2 separate regions of the Homo sapiens genome follow, and region 1 is linked to region 2. Evidence: chromatin contacts called from ENCODE Hi-C or POLR2A ChIA-PET data. All regions are on one chromosome and are shown on one strand. The core of a region is the stretch at or near the end of the contact, and the rest is flanking DNA. Distances in the headings are between cores, read along the strand shown. Region 1 holds the start of ARMC2-AS1 (ARMC2 antisense RNA 1). Region 2 overlaps ARMC2 (armadillo repeat containing 2).

Region 1 (6,623 bases), core at 1,702-4,201, 52 kb before region 2:
GTATATAAACTTTTAAAAACAATTTTTAAGATGACATGATTAGTTTTTCCTTATAACAACAGCAACAAAAAGATACATTAAAATATAACTGACTACCCTGAAAACACAGAAAATGTAAAAAAAAAAAAAAAAGCTTCAAATAAATGTGTACATGTCTTTTGTAATCAATTCAATTATACAATGATTCTGTAAATTCTTCCCTGAAAGTTTCAGTATCCCAAACATTGGAAGTGAAACAAACTACTTGAGTATTCCACTTAACTCCATAGATCTAAACAATGTCACAATGTAGTCTTCTTCTAAGCTAAGGAATGGACTTTTTTTTTTTGGAGACAGAGTCTCTCTTTGTCATCCAGGCTGGAGTTCAGTGACAGGATCTCAGCTCACTGCAACCTCTGCCTCCCCCATTCAAGCAATTGTCGTGCCTCAGCCTCCCAAGTAGCTGGAATTACAGGTGCGTGCCACCATGTCTGGCTAATTTTTGTATTTTTAGTAAAGACAAGGTTTCGCCATGTTGGCCAGGCTGGTCTCAAACTCCTGGCCTCAAGTGATCCAAGCACCTCAGCCTCCCAAAGCGCTGGGATTACAGGGGTGAGCCACTGCGCCCAGCCAGGAATAGATCTTTTGTGAAGACTAATGAACCATTCTAGGAATTCCATTGCTGTCATAAAATGGAAAATTCTCATCATCTGACCCCGTTTCCACCTGTTCTCCTGAGACAGCCCAGGCACCGGAGCACTACTGGTTTACATTAATTCAGAGGATGCCTCAAAACTCTCTTCCATGGAGACGGAAGAGTACAGATGCCTGTGTAACTCCCATGCAGACAGACATCATGGGAAACCATGAAATACCCATTCCAGTCACTGCACACCAACAGTTCCTTTTCCCTGGTCCCCAAGGCATCAAAGATGGGACATCCCAATCCATAGTCATCTTCACGCTCCCCACATCTAAGCTCTGGCAAGGGACATTGCCAGCAGAAAGGACCATAGTTTCCTTAGGAGCTTTTATTTTCTTGTTTCAATCTCAATTTTTTCTCCTTCTCAGGCCTTATTCTCACCTCATTAGCAAAAGTTTAGACAGCTCAAGTTTCTTCTGCCCCACATACATAACTTTCATAAATAACCCAAGTCAGGAGAGAAAGCCCACATTTATATGTGACATGTCATTTGATTGAAATTCCTACCCATTTACTGCACGTGATACACACAGTTGAGTAATATACAATACCTCACGTATTTCCAAATTTGTCATTTGTGGTGCTGGTAGAAATAACATGCATGAAACATATACCATACATTTGAAAAATACACAGCAATAGCTCAATAGATGACACCATCAACCTAGTTGCTCAAGCAGAGATATCCCAGAATCCTGCCTTTCTGCTTTCTGTTACTCCAAGCCATATTGGCTTTTTGTCCATAGCTCCCAGGATAATATTCAGTTCCCTGACCATGGTCTACAAGGCTCAACAGATCTGTTCCTTCTCAACCCGTCAAGCTTCATCTCATACCATATATGCCCCCATAAACTCTACTTAATGCTAGGTTATTTAATATTATGGTTTACTATCTGTCTACTCCTCCAGACTAGACGCTTCAGTGAAGGCATAAACCTTGTTCATCCTTTTCACCATTGTACATCCAGCTCCAAGTCCAGTGCCTGGTACATGGTGGGCGCTCAATAGGCATTTATTAATGGAATGAATGAAGGGGTGGACATCTACAAAGGAAAGACTGGGATATCAGAACACCATGGGCTAAGCAGACAATATCTCTGAGGTAGACAGATTTTAAGATTTTTTTTGAAAGCAGAGGAGTAAAAAATAATGGATGAAAGAAAAATGGACTCTGTAGTTACCCAGCTCAGGCTAACTTGTCTATGTTTAAGACCTTTCAGAGGCCGATCAGTCGCTTCCTCTTCCGTGTTAACAAAGCATCCTGTTCCTGCCTCTATAACCCCCATCCATCACAGAATAAAAAATAACGGATGAAAGAAAAATGAACTCTCTGGAAGGGGACCAGCCTCTGTGTATTTGTTCTCTAGCCTATCTCATTTCTGACAGCAGCTCCTTCCCAAGCTCCTAAACTCCCGGGCCCCACCCCTTTCCCCACCTGACTGGTCACACGTTCACCCCTTCTCTCCATCACCAGCGTCACTGGTTCAGTTTAAGCTCACTTCATCTCTTACCCAAACTCTACAGCCCCCTGGATGGGCTCCTTCCACAGTTTGCCCCCATAGCTGCTCACTGCTGCCAGAGGGGGCATCTCAAAGCTCCGCCTTCCCTGCTCAAAGGCCTCCTGCGACTTCCGGCCCAGCCAGTAGCACCCATAGCCTAAAGGTTCCTCAGTCTCTGAAGTGTGGTTTATCCCTCCAAACTCATCTCCTTTGCCTCGGCACCACCCTGGCCATCTTTCAGACTCTGCACCACATGAGGTCCTCAACCCTTCATGACGCCATGCCTTTGAATAGGCGGCTTCCTCCGCCCAGAGTGCCCTCGATTACACTTTGCCACCCCTTCTCCCCCGGGCCATCTCCTGCTCATTTTTTTCTTTTTTCTTTTTCGAGACAGAGTCTCGATCTCGGCTCACTGCAACCTCCGCCTCCTGGGTTCAAGCGATTCTCCTGCCTCAGCCTCCCGAGTAGCTGGGATTACAGGCAAGCACCACCACACCCTGCTAATTTTTGTATTTTTAGTAGAGACAGGGTTTTGCCATGTTGGCCAGGCTGGTCTTGAACTCCTGACCTCAAGTGATCCGCCCGCCTCGGCCTCCCAAAGTGCTGGGATCACAGACATGATCCACCGCGCCCGGCCTCCTGCTCATTTTTCAAAACCCAGCTCAAGATAACTTCTCTGTGAAGTCCTTTCCGAGGCTGATCAGTCACTTCCTCTCCTTCCTCTTCCGTGTTACCAAAGCATCCTGTTCCTGCCTCTACAACCCCCATCACAGAAGCATTGTCACTTGTCTTCAGGCATCTTCTCTCCCATGGTGAGCTCCTCTAGGGTACAAACCACTTCTTATTCCTCTTTCTATTCAGAGGACAACAAATGTGCTCATAAAAAGCTCTTAAATGTTCAGCTACTGGAGGGCTGGAAGAGTGAATGAGAAGGGGAAGGAGGAGGGGAATGAGGAGGGGGAAGAAAGAAAGAAGGGACAGGAGCGACAAAAGAGAGGTTTTTCCCTTTAAGACACCTCTGGCAAGAAAGTGCGGGAGCTTAGCAGAGGCCTGGGTGAACCAGGGCCTAAAACCCTGAGGGAGAAGGATCAGGAAAAGGCCACCACGCAGATGCAGCTCTGAAGGCCCTGTATCTTGAGAGACTTGTCACCAACCTCTGAGAGCCACCAATCTCACTGTGGGATGATGGTGGGGCCCTGAATGCTCAGACCAGTGGCCTTTTCTGGAAAAAATGCAGGAAAAAAAAAAAAAAAAGGGTGTGGGGAGGAGAGTCTAGCTAAATCATGTGGTCACAGTAAAGGCAAGTTCCAAGTCAACCCATTTAACTGAATTTTGCTCCTACTTTTGAATTCATTATATACAAGTGAAAATTAAAAAAAAGAAAACAAGAACTCTCAGTTGAACAGAGATAAATCTGTGAAAATTATCAATGAGTTCTGTGCTCTACAGCAGGGTCTTTATTTCCCACCCTCAAGAAAAGCCCACCCACTGGGCCCTCCCCCAAAGCAGGAGTTAACCAAAGCCCAAGCTTCATGCTTGGAGGTGTGCATCCATTTCTTTCTTAACTTTCTATTCTAATTTATATTATCTATAAATGCACAAACTTAAACACACATTTTTCTTTTTTATTGTATATAATCTTTCAAACCACCTCAAATCCCTTACTTAAAAAAAGTCTTGTTTAGTCTCTAAAGGACTTAGTAGAGAAATTCTCAACCTCTTAAGTAGCATTTCACCAAGAAATAGCACACTGAAAAACACAAGTTTTAATTCCTATCTTTTCCCCCATCTCTTAACTTGCAATCCTGTGGGACTTGCAATCCTGAAGGCAGCCCATAGGAAGAAGAAAAAAGAGAAGAAAATGACACTGATAATCCACAAAGAGGACTAATACAAATGTAAGTTTCCTTGCTTATTAGCAATTGTTAGGTGATGTTTAGGACAAAAGGGGACCTAAGGTTTTGGTAAATACCCAGGAAGAAACATTCCATTTTGCTTCTGGTTACCAATCTACTACTGAAAAATGACTGAGCTACACTTGACAACTTTCTGGTGCTCACTTTTCTGAGAAAGCTTCTTTCCATGTTCCCCAAATTATTTGATCATAACAGGTACCACCCTCAGTCAGGGAAAACACCTGGAGACTTGGCAAAGCTACCCAGCTCACATTGAATTATGTAAGCCTCAAAGTTTTCATTGTGTAGTCAGTATTGGGAGACCCATTTTAAAGGGAAAAAATGTACTAAGAAGAAATTAGATCATTTATAAATGCACAACTACATTTTAATACAGTAAAATGAGAACTCAAAAGCTTTAGCTTCTGTTTTTTTCAAGTTGACTATAGGTACTTAATTATCAATTTCAAATTGTGTTTTCAACTATTAATTAATTGAGAAACCTTAGCAAACACAGGAAATATTTGTCTTAAAATATGGGGCTGGGCCCAGTGGCTCAGGTCTGTAATCCCAGCGACTCTCATGGCTGAGGCAGGAGAATCGCCTGAACCCCAGAGGCTGAGGCTGCAGTGAGCCATGCCTTTGATCGCACCACCGCACTCCAACCTGAGTGACACAGTGAGACTCTGTCTCAAGAAAAAAAAAAGGGTGGGGGGGCCCTCCGGACTTGGATCACTGGACTTGAGGACACAACACAGGCCCAGCAGCTGTGGTCTCATTCCTGCGTTCTCTACTGCAGTGGGTGGGTGCGAGGTGGGGCAACCTCCACACACACTGATCATGTCCAGAGTGGACGGCCCTCTCTTTTCCCTCTGTGCCCTTCCTCCATCAGAGTACTCTGTCCTCAAGGAACTCACCAGATTCTGCTCTAGAAGGCAACCTGCCATCAGAGCTGCCCCAGATCAGAGGAGCTTGTGACTCATTGAAGCTCAGAAGTCTATCAGCTCCCAGGTAGGCTAGTGCCCTGGCCTCAGTTTCTTGGTCTATTGCCTCCCTACTCTATTTGGCACTGGTCTCTAAAAGCATTTTGCAATCATCTGGAATATCCACAACTGAAATCCCTCGAGCTTTGTCTCAACTTAACTGCCAACTGCAAAATTGTTGACTTCCCACTGATGATGTAAAAGAATAAACGCAGCCGCCAGAGACCACAAACAGTGTGAAATGATTTATGACTAAAGCCACTATTTTCCAACCTCAGCTAAGCCATCTCCCTCTATTAATAAAGGCAGATTCATTTCTTTGAACTTGTGCCCAATTGAGGCCACATATATGCCAAAACCAGAGCCTGTGTGGTAACCCAAGAAGTTTCATATTGTCTCATATATGATTTGTACAGTTCTGGCTGAGACAAAAGAAACCAATGACAAGATGCTGCTAGACATGTGAAATCACTGGTAACATGCATGTCTAAGCTTTTCTTGGAATTTATTAAGATATATGCATATGAAGGTAATATTAATTAATAATCCTTGATAACACTCGGTGCCTGGCTACACAGGCCTACTTGGCACATCCCTACCATGGGTGTCCGACTTAGCAGGAAATGCTTCTGTCCTCCTTAAACCTCCAATGTCCTACTTTGAGACTCTATTTAACATTTGGCTCTGTTTATTGTTGTTTCTCCATTTACTGCCTCTATGCCAGTTACTTCACTAAAATGAGTAGGTAGCTGATTCTTCTAGTTGTGGCTATGTATGTATTCAATACAGGAGAAATTTTGAATATCATACAAACAATCTAGAATGGCAATGCAGCAAAACAAGAAAAAGGAGTCTGAAAAAGATAGTGCATTAAGAACTACCAAGCAATGAAACCACTATTCACAATTATATGCTAAAGCTAGTGACATTTCCTTACTGCCACAACTAATAGATCTACAGTGAAGAGAGGAGGCTGAGCAGACAGAGCACTAATTGAGAGCAAATGGCTCTCCTCAGACACAGTAGGAGCCTCATTTCCACCCTTGATCTGTCTTTTAGCATAACACTCCTGGCCATCCACCGCCCTCACTTCCTGATTGGTGAGCTTGGGACAGGAATCAGACCCTCCCAGTCCAGCCCCTACCTGGTCCCTCTCTTCCCTTCCTCTTTTAGAAGTGAGCTGCCATCAGAACAAAGGTGTTCTGCTCCTCCAGGGACAGACATGGTCTGTGACTGGGTGGGTAAATCTAATTCTAGGACTCAGGATTAGAAAGCATGCCTGCCTCAGCTATCAGCCACATCCTCCAACCACGGTGATAACTTTATCCCCATCCCCAGCCTCCTTAGCCTCTTATTTCCAAGTAAAAAACCCAAGGCATTACATATTTAGGTTTCTGAGTCTTCTCAGATCTTCAGATCTGCTGTCCCTGGAAAATTGGAGGAGAACATGAGTTGCCTATAGACAGCTCCTTCCTAGGAAAGGGAAGAGAAGGGAAGAGGAAGAACCTGGGCCCCAAATGCCTACTCTCTCGTGGCAACTGGGCACGTGAGTGGTTAGTTATGC
Region 2 (6,221 bases), core at 959-3,458:
CATGGTGCTAGCACGCTCAAAACCTAGAAGTTATTGTCATGATTATTGGAACCCAAGAATCCTGACTTCTGGGCTAGGGCTCTCTCCATATCACCACACCACCTTAAATGACTTTACTACTGAATTATGAAGCACACATTCTGTTTCCGATTACAAAGTATTTTTAGCCTACCGTTATCTTTTAGCATTCGTTTCTCTCATTCATTCACTCCCTGAATATTTATTAAGCACCCACGACTATGTGCCAGGTGCTGTTTACTGCACGGGTGAAGCCATGGTGAACAAGTCCCAGCCATCATGGAGCTTCTAGAAGGGAAACCCAACCATACCTATAGGTCAAGGAGCTATACCTGTCTATCTTCAAATCTACTGGAGTAAGCTTGTCAGGTATTACTACAACGAAGAGCTGCCCTGGGGGGCTCACTCTCATTCCTGATGAATGTCCTCGATGAAACTGAGCATGTGTAACTATGGTCTGTATCTTCTCGGTAGACAGTTGCAGCACATTATATGAATTTTGTAATGGATCGTGGGTAAACTTCAAAAGGAGACAGCTCCCAGCAGCCTTACCACACAGGACCAGTTCAGGTTCACAAATATTTATTTGATACCTGTTATATACCACACCCTGTAATAGGCTCTTGGGCAACAAACAGAGAAAAACACTTTTCTTAATGACGTTGCTCTATCTAGCAGGGGAGACAAAGGGGGCAGATGTGTAAAGAGATAAATGAAGCCCAGTGTGACCCCAGCCAGGTAAGGAGGGGGCAGAGAGAGTGGAGAAAGCTTGAGGGGTTGGGAGTTGGTCAGAGAAAGCTTCACAGAGGAGGTGGGGGCTGAGAAGCATTTTGAATGGTTAATAAGACGTAAACAGCTTGAAGAAAAGAGAACAAAAGTCTGGAGTGAAAGCCAGCTTCAAGTGTGTATTGCCAGTACAGTCAGGCAGGGCCCCAGTTTTAGAAGGGCCTATACTTGTTTTAAGGCTCTGCTGTGGCTATCTTGAAACTCTTAATAATTTTTGAACAAAGGGCCCCACATTTCCATTCAGCATTGGGCCCAGCAAATTACATAGGTTCTCCCTGAGGCTTGAAACAGCAGGGTGGGTGTGGTGAACAACAAGGGGTTCCACCCTGCCGGTGCACCCACCGTGAGGGGGCAGGCCCAGGACAGGCGTGAGCAGGGCCTGGAATGTTACGCTGGGGCTGGATCACAACACAGCTGTGCACTTGGAGGTGCTGGGATGTCATCCCCCGCCACCCCCACCAGAGCTCAGCAAACTACAAACCCCACCAAATCTGCCCTATCTCATTTTCGTATAGCCTGCAAACTAAGAACGGTTTTTGTATTTTTAAATGGTTAGAAAAAAAATCAAAGAAAGAACAATATTTTGTGACAAGTGAAAATTACATGAAATTCAAGTTTCAGTGGCCATAAATTGGTGGATGGCTGCTTCCATGCTACAATACAAAACGGAGGAGGCTGAGCAGAGACCATAAGGACCAGGTCTAAAATATTGACTATCTGGCCCTTTACAGAAAAAGTTTGCCAACTTCTACAGTAGGCTAGTGTTTCCCAAATTGTGTTCCCAAAAGACAGATCCCACAGTCCAGCAGGTTTGTGAAATGCTGTGTTGAATTAAAATTAAACAGATTTCTCCACCAACACTTTAATACGCTCATGTGCAGAGACTCTCCAAGAAGATGAGGGGTAGGCAGTGTTTCCCTGACCTATTTGAGCACTGAACCCTTTTTCCAAAGAGAAGCTATTAACATTTTGCCAAAAGTGTTCCCTGGAGTTCCCTGGAACTCAGTTTGGCAAACACTTCTGTAGGCACAACAGGGCCTCTGAAGGGTTTTCAGCAAGAGGGTGGTGCAATCTGATCTTTATTTGCTTCCCGACCTCTTGTGCTTTATGGAACACACAGAAAATGATCATTTTTCATGGTCCCCTGGGATAAAGGGATAAGGCTGCTGCTCACAGCCATGTCGTGTTGGGAGCTCAGCATCCTCAGGCTCCACTGGCTGTTCCTCTGGCTGAGGGCCTCGCATCCACCCACCTGCAGACCATCACAGCACCCCAGTGAGCAGACGGTGGTTTAAGAGCAGCAAAACAGGATGAGGCAAGAGGGATGGAGGCAGCATGGCGGTGGTGAGGGAGAATGCAGACTCGAGAGCTAGTCAGGAAGCACGTGTAGGGCTTGGTGACGGAGAGTGTGACAGGGATGGCTGAGGAGGTGGTACTGCTCTCAGGCCTCTTGTCTGGCTTGAATAACTGGGGAAGCATTCACAGCAGTGCCACCTCCAGCCAAAAACCCTGTGTGAACGCAAAGCAGTTATACTGCTGGCCTTTTGGAGATGACTACACAAATCTCTTCCTCTTTCACTGTCTTGAAGCAGGAATTCCAAACCTGCCACCACACCCCGGCCCTGCCTGTGGGGTAGCATCAGCCACAAATGACTTCACAGCAAACAAAGGGATGCCCTCCATTTCTGCAGCCTCAGTTACTCCACAAAGCCTACCTCTTCTAAACAATAGAGAAGATCTGAAATGAAACCCAGGGAGCTCTTATACAAATGACAATGATTCCAAGGCTGGAGAGCTCAAATATTTTTTATAACTTTATAATTGGATGACATGTGCTTTTAAAATAACAATGACTTTTTGTTGCCAGTATTTCCTGAATGCTGGCCCAGACCTCAGGGATGACCTGAATGGTGAAGAGGGGTGACTGCAAACAGGGTGGATAAAAGAACCACGATGAAAACATGCTTCAGTGCACCTTGGAGGTGTGAAGCTGGCCTCAGTGCTGGGAAATCACAGCTGCAGAGGGCACCTCCCAGAGCATGCAGACAACAGGCAGGTACCCCAGCGGGGAAGGAGCTAAGCCACTGGGGAAGCACTGAGGAGGGGGATGGTGGGCAAAGCATTCATCTCTGTGGTCACTTTCACATCAGTGTGTACCTCAGCAAGCAGCAGGGTTTTCTAGCATGCACTCCCAAAAGTTAAAAATACATGAAACACACAGTATTCAACCTCACAAGCAAGAACACAGAATAAAAAACAAGGTATGAGTCCTTGCACCAATCCTGCCATCCTGTTCATAAGAAGTGCCCTTCACCTCCAGGTCCCAGCCCCTCTCATCTTGGCAAACCCTTTGTTCCTGCAATTACCAACCCTTTCTGATTTACCTGAGCTGACACGGGACTCGGGTTGCGGGGGGAGCGTTTGAAAAGCTCCTCAGGTGATTCTCATGGGCAGCTACAGCTGAGAACTGCTGTTGGTGAAAAAACCTACATCACATTGTCTCTCCCTTTGGTAAACCCTATCTTTTCACTACAAGTAAAACACAGCTGGGTGTGTTTTCCATATTCTGAGGCCCTGGGCAGTTCTGTGGCCTCAGCTCTCTCCAACTTCCCTTGATCAGCCACTTTCCAGCCACTGGACCTCCAGGTCCTCCACCACCAGCACTTGCTCTCGTGCCCGGTCATTGCACTCGCTTTTCCTTCCATGTGGACACTTGGTCCATGGATTTTTACATGGCTGCCTCCTTCTCATGAGGCACCTTCCTATTCAGCTGCCAGCTCCTCAAAGATACCTTTCAGAGCCACCTGAGCTAAAGCAAATTACCCCACCACAGTCACTCTCGAGTCCATTATCTTGTTTATCTTCTTCAGAGCATTCATCAGCACTCAAATTCTCTTACTTATTTGTTCTCCTGTCATTGTCTATCTCCTCTCACTAGATTGTAAGCTCTCTGAGGACAGAACTTTGTTGGCCTAGAATGGTGCCTGGCACTTAGTAGGAGTTTGATAAATATCAGATCGACTGGCAGTGTAAGAAAGGAAACAAATCGGGACATCAAGGTAAAGCAAGTTGCCTGATGATCTACTTGGTCATGGCATCACAGCATGAGGTACACACCCTGCACATCCTCATTGTCTTGTCTTTTCTCTTCTCTTTTCTTCCTTCCTTCCTCCCTCCCTCTCTTCTTTTTCTTTCCTTCTTTCCTTTTTTCTTTCCTTTCCTCCTTCCCTCTCTCCTTCCCTCTCTTCCTTCCTTCCTTCCTACCTTCCTTTCTCTTTCTGTCTCTCTCTTTCTCTCTCTCTTTCTTTCTTTTTCTCCTTTATTCTAACTCTTCAGCCACATCAGGGACCACACAGGCAAGTGAATGGCACAGGCTGGGGACATGGTGACTGCAGATCATATCCTGGCCACAGAATGGAGGTACCACTCAGCTCCGATCATGCCCCATTGTGGCTGCATGGAATGGGGACCCAGTGTTGCCAGATTTTCTGATTTTTCACAAGAAGTCATAAATCTGGATTCTTCCATGAGATTCTTCTACCTTTTAAATGTTGGAAATGAATTAAAAAAAAATACTTGTCTGTCAAGTATGATGCTCAGGTGGGGGCTGTGATCTTTGGTATGTATCTTCCAGGCTCTCCCCAATTCTCTGTGACTGTAAGCCTATCTCTCTTCATCAAATCTTGTTGATGGAGGGAGAACCAGTTCTGTCAGCTCCTGGTAAAGTGGTTTCCACTTTTTTTGACCACACACAGTCAGAAATCAGTTTGTAATATGACCCTGAACACACACTGAAGACCGAAGTAAAGTCTCTTGAAGCAATACTTACCCCTATCGTGTGTCATGTATTCTGACATTTTCTATTATATTCTATTCTACTTCATTTTTTAAAAATGCTGGTGTGATCCACTAAATTGATTGTCATCCCACTTCTGGGTCCTTTTCCACAGTTTGAGAAACCCTTAGTATGCCCTGGATGGGGAGTGATTCCAATTGTTGGTGGGACTCCTCAGGCTGTGATCTTTAGCCTCTCTGTTCCCAGGTTTAGGTGCCTGGCAGCAATTCTCAGGCAGTAGAAGTCCCATTCAAATTTTGCTTACATGCTCACACGGGATCAGAAGGGCATTCTCAAAGAAATAAGCTTAATGTGCATTATAAGAATCTTATCATTTTCATTAATTTCTAATAAAATTAACAACTTTTTGAACTCTAATTTAAAAATCATTTATTTCTAATATACATGAACCATCCACTAGGGAATACTTATCCTAATATTCTTTTTTTTCTTTTTTGTTGAGACAGTCTTGCTCGTCACCCACGCTGGGGTGCAGTGGCACGATCTCAGCTCACTGCAACCTCCACCTCCTGGTTTCAAGCACTTCTCCTGCCTCAGCCTCCCGAGTAGCTGGGATTACAGGCACGTGCCACCACACCCAGCTAAGTTTTGTATTTTTAGTAGAGACAGGGTTTTACCATGTTGGCCAGGCTGGTCTCGAACTCCTCATCTCAGGTGATCTGGCCGCTTTGGCCTCCCAAAGTGCTGGGATTACAGGCATGAGCCACCGCGCCCAGTCACTTATCCTAATTTCCTTTTCCTACCAACTGTAATATTTAGGTATTCCTTATAAGCACCCAGAAAAATATATGAACAATGTTTCTTAGCCAGCTTTTGCCCAATATTAACTAATCTTAGTTAATATAAAAATCATCCAGGGTTAGGAAAAATCATATAAAATTAGCTTTTGTGTGCAAATTCAAGAAGCATGCCTGTCCCCAGAGATTACAGGATGTTACATGGCCTTACAGTCGGAGGGAGGAAGGGATCTGTCCGGCAGAAGGGCCCGCTGGGAGGCAGCCCTGAATAAGCGAGCCCTGGCGTTGCTTACTCTTCTAATCTTCGCAGGGTCCACTGGGGGCTTAGGAAAGGAAAAGCAGGAATCCTCCTCTCTGGTGGGAGATGCTGGAACTTTCGGTTTCTGGAAAGAGATTTTTTTAAATAACTGGAATGACTTTCTGCGTCTCAAATAACACTTACCTCAGAGCTGGCCACAACCCTTCCAGAAGAGCACAAGGCCTATCTGCCTGCCTTCATCTTGGCTTCCTGATTCTACCAACTCACTGGCCCATCTTACATAATGTGATATATGTATACATAAAGCACTTTTTAATTGTTTTTCTTAATCATATTGTATTAACTACTCTGCTGTGCTATTACCATACTTGAGTAAAACAGTTTACCCATGCTAGCAAACAGATATTATCTGTATAAAAGACTACAAAATTGGCCGGGCGCAGTGGCTCATGCCTGCAATCCCAGCACTTTGGGAGGCCGAGGCAGGTGGATCACTTGAGGTCAGGAGTTCAAGACCAGCCTTACCAATATGGTGAAACCCCATCTCCACTAAAAATACAAAAAT

Evidence for each region. A loop is a pair of places that touch in the nucleus more often than their neighbours do. ChIA-PET counts read pairs that join two places held with the same protein, here RNA polymerase II (POLR2A). Pooled maps may share reads with other maps.
Region 1: a loop to region 2 is called in a pooled map, with 8 times the contacts of the local background. The contact joins the promoter of ARMC2-AS1 here to the enhancer-like site in region 2. A Hi-C loop is called at or near these places in 1 of 168 maps with a recorded cell type or tissue (posterior vena cava), 1 of 37 single-sample maps with no recorded cell type and 12 of 50 pooled maps. POLR2A ChIA-PET finds 5 or more read pairs at or near these places in 11 of 52 experiments (CD4-positive, alpha-beta T cell, PC-3, T-cell and 6 more).

The regions. Positions count from the first base shown.
Region 1 is chr6:108,920,431-108,927,053 of GRCh38, reverse strand. ARMC2-AS1 (ARMC2 antisense RNA 1) reads left to right here and starts at 2,951. Exons shown (of 3, transcript NR_104137.1): 1 at 2,951-2,993; 2 at 4,010-4,079. All of the region lies in intron 10 of ARMC2 (armadillo repeat containing 2), which reads right to left. RefSeq lists an enhancer at 5,609-6,519.
Region 2 is chr6:108,868,383-108,874,603 of GRCh38, reverse strand. ARMC2 (armadillo repeat containing 2) reads right to left here. Exons shown (of 18, transcript NM_032131.6): 4 at 5,609-5,780. Among named protein-coding and RNA genes, the nearest start is that of ARMC2, 23 kb to the right of the region's middle. Within about 2 kb of position 2,208, at least 11 of the 41 ENCODE cell types and tissues checked have a DNase peak (open chromatin) inside an H3K27ac peak, as active enhancers do; they include CD4-positive, alpha-beta T cell, where a contact is called at or near this core.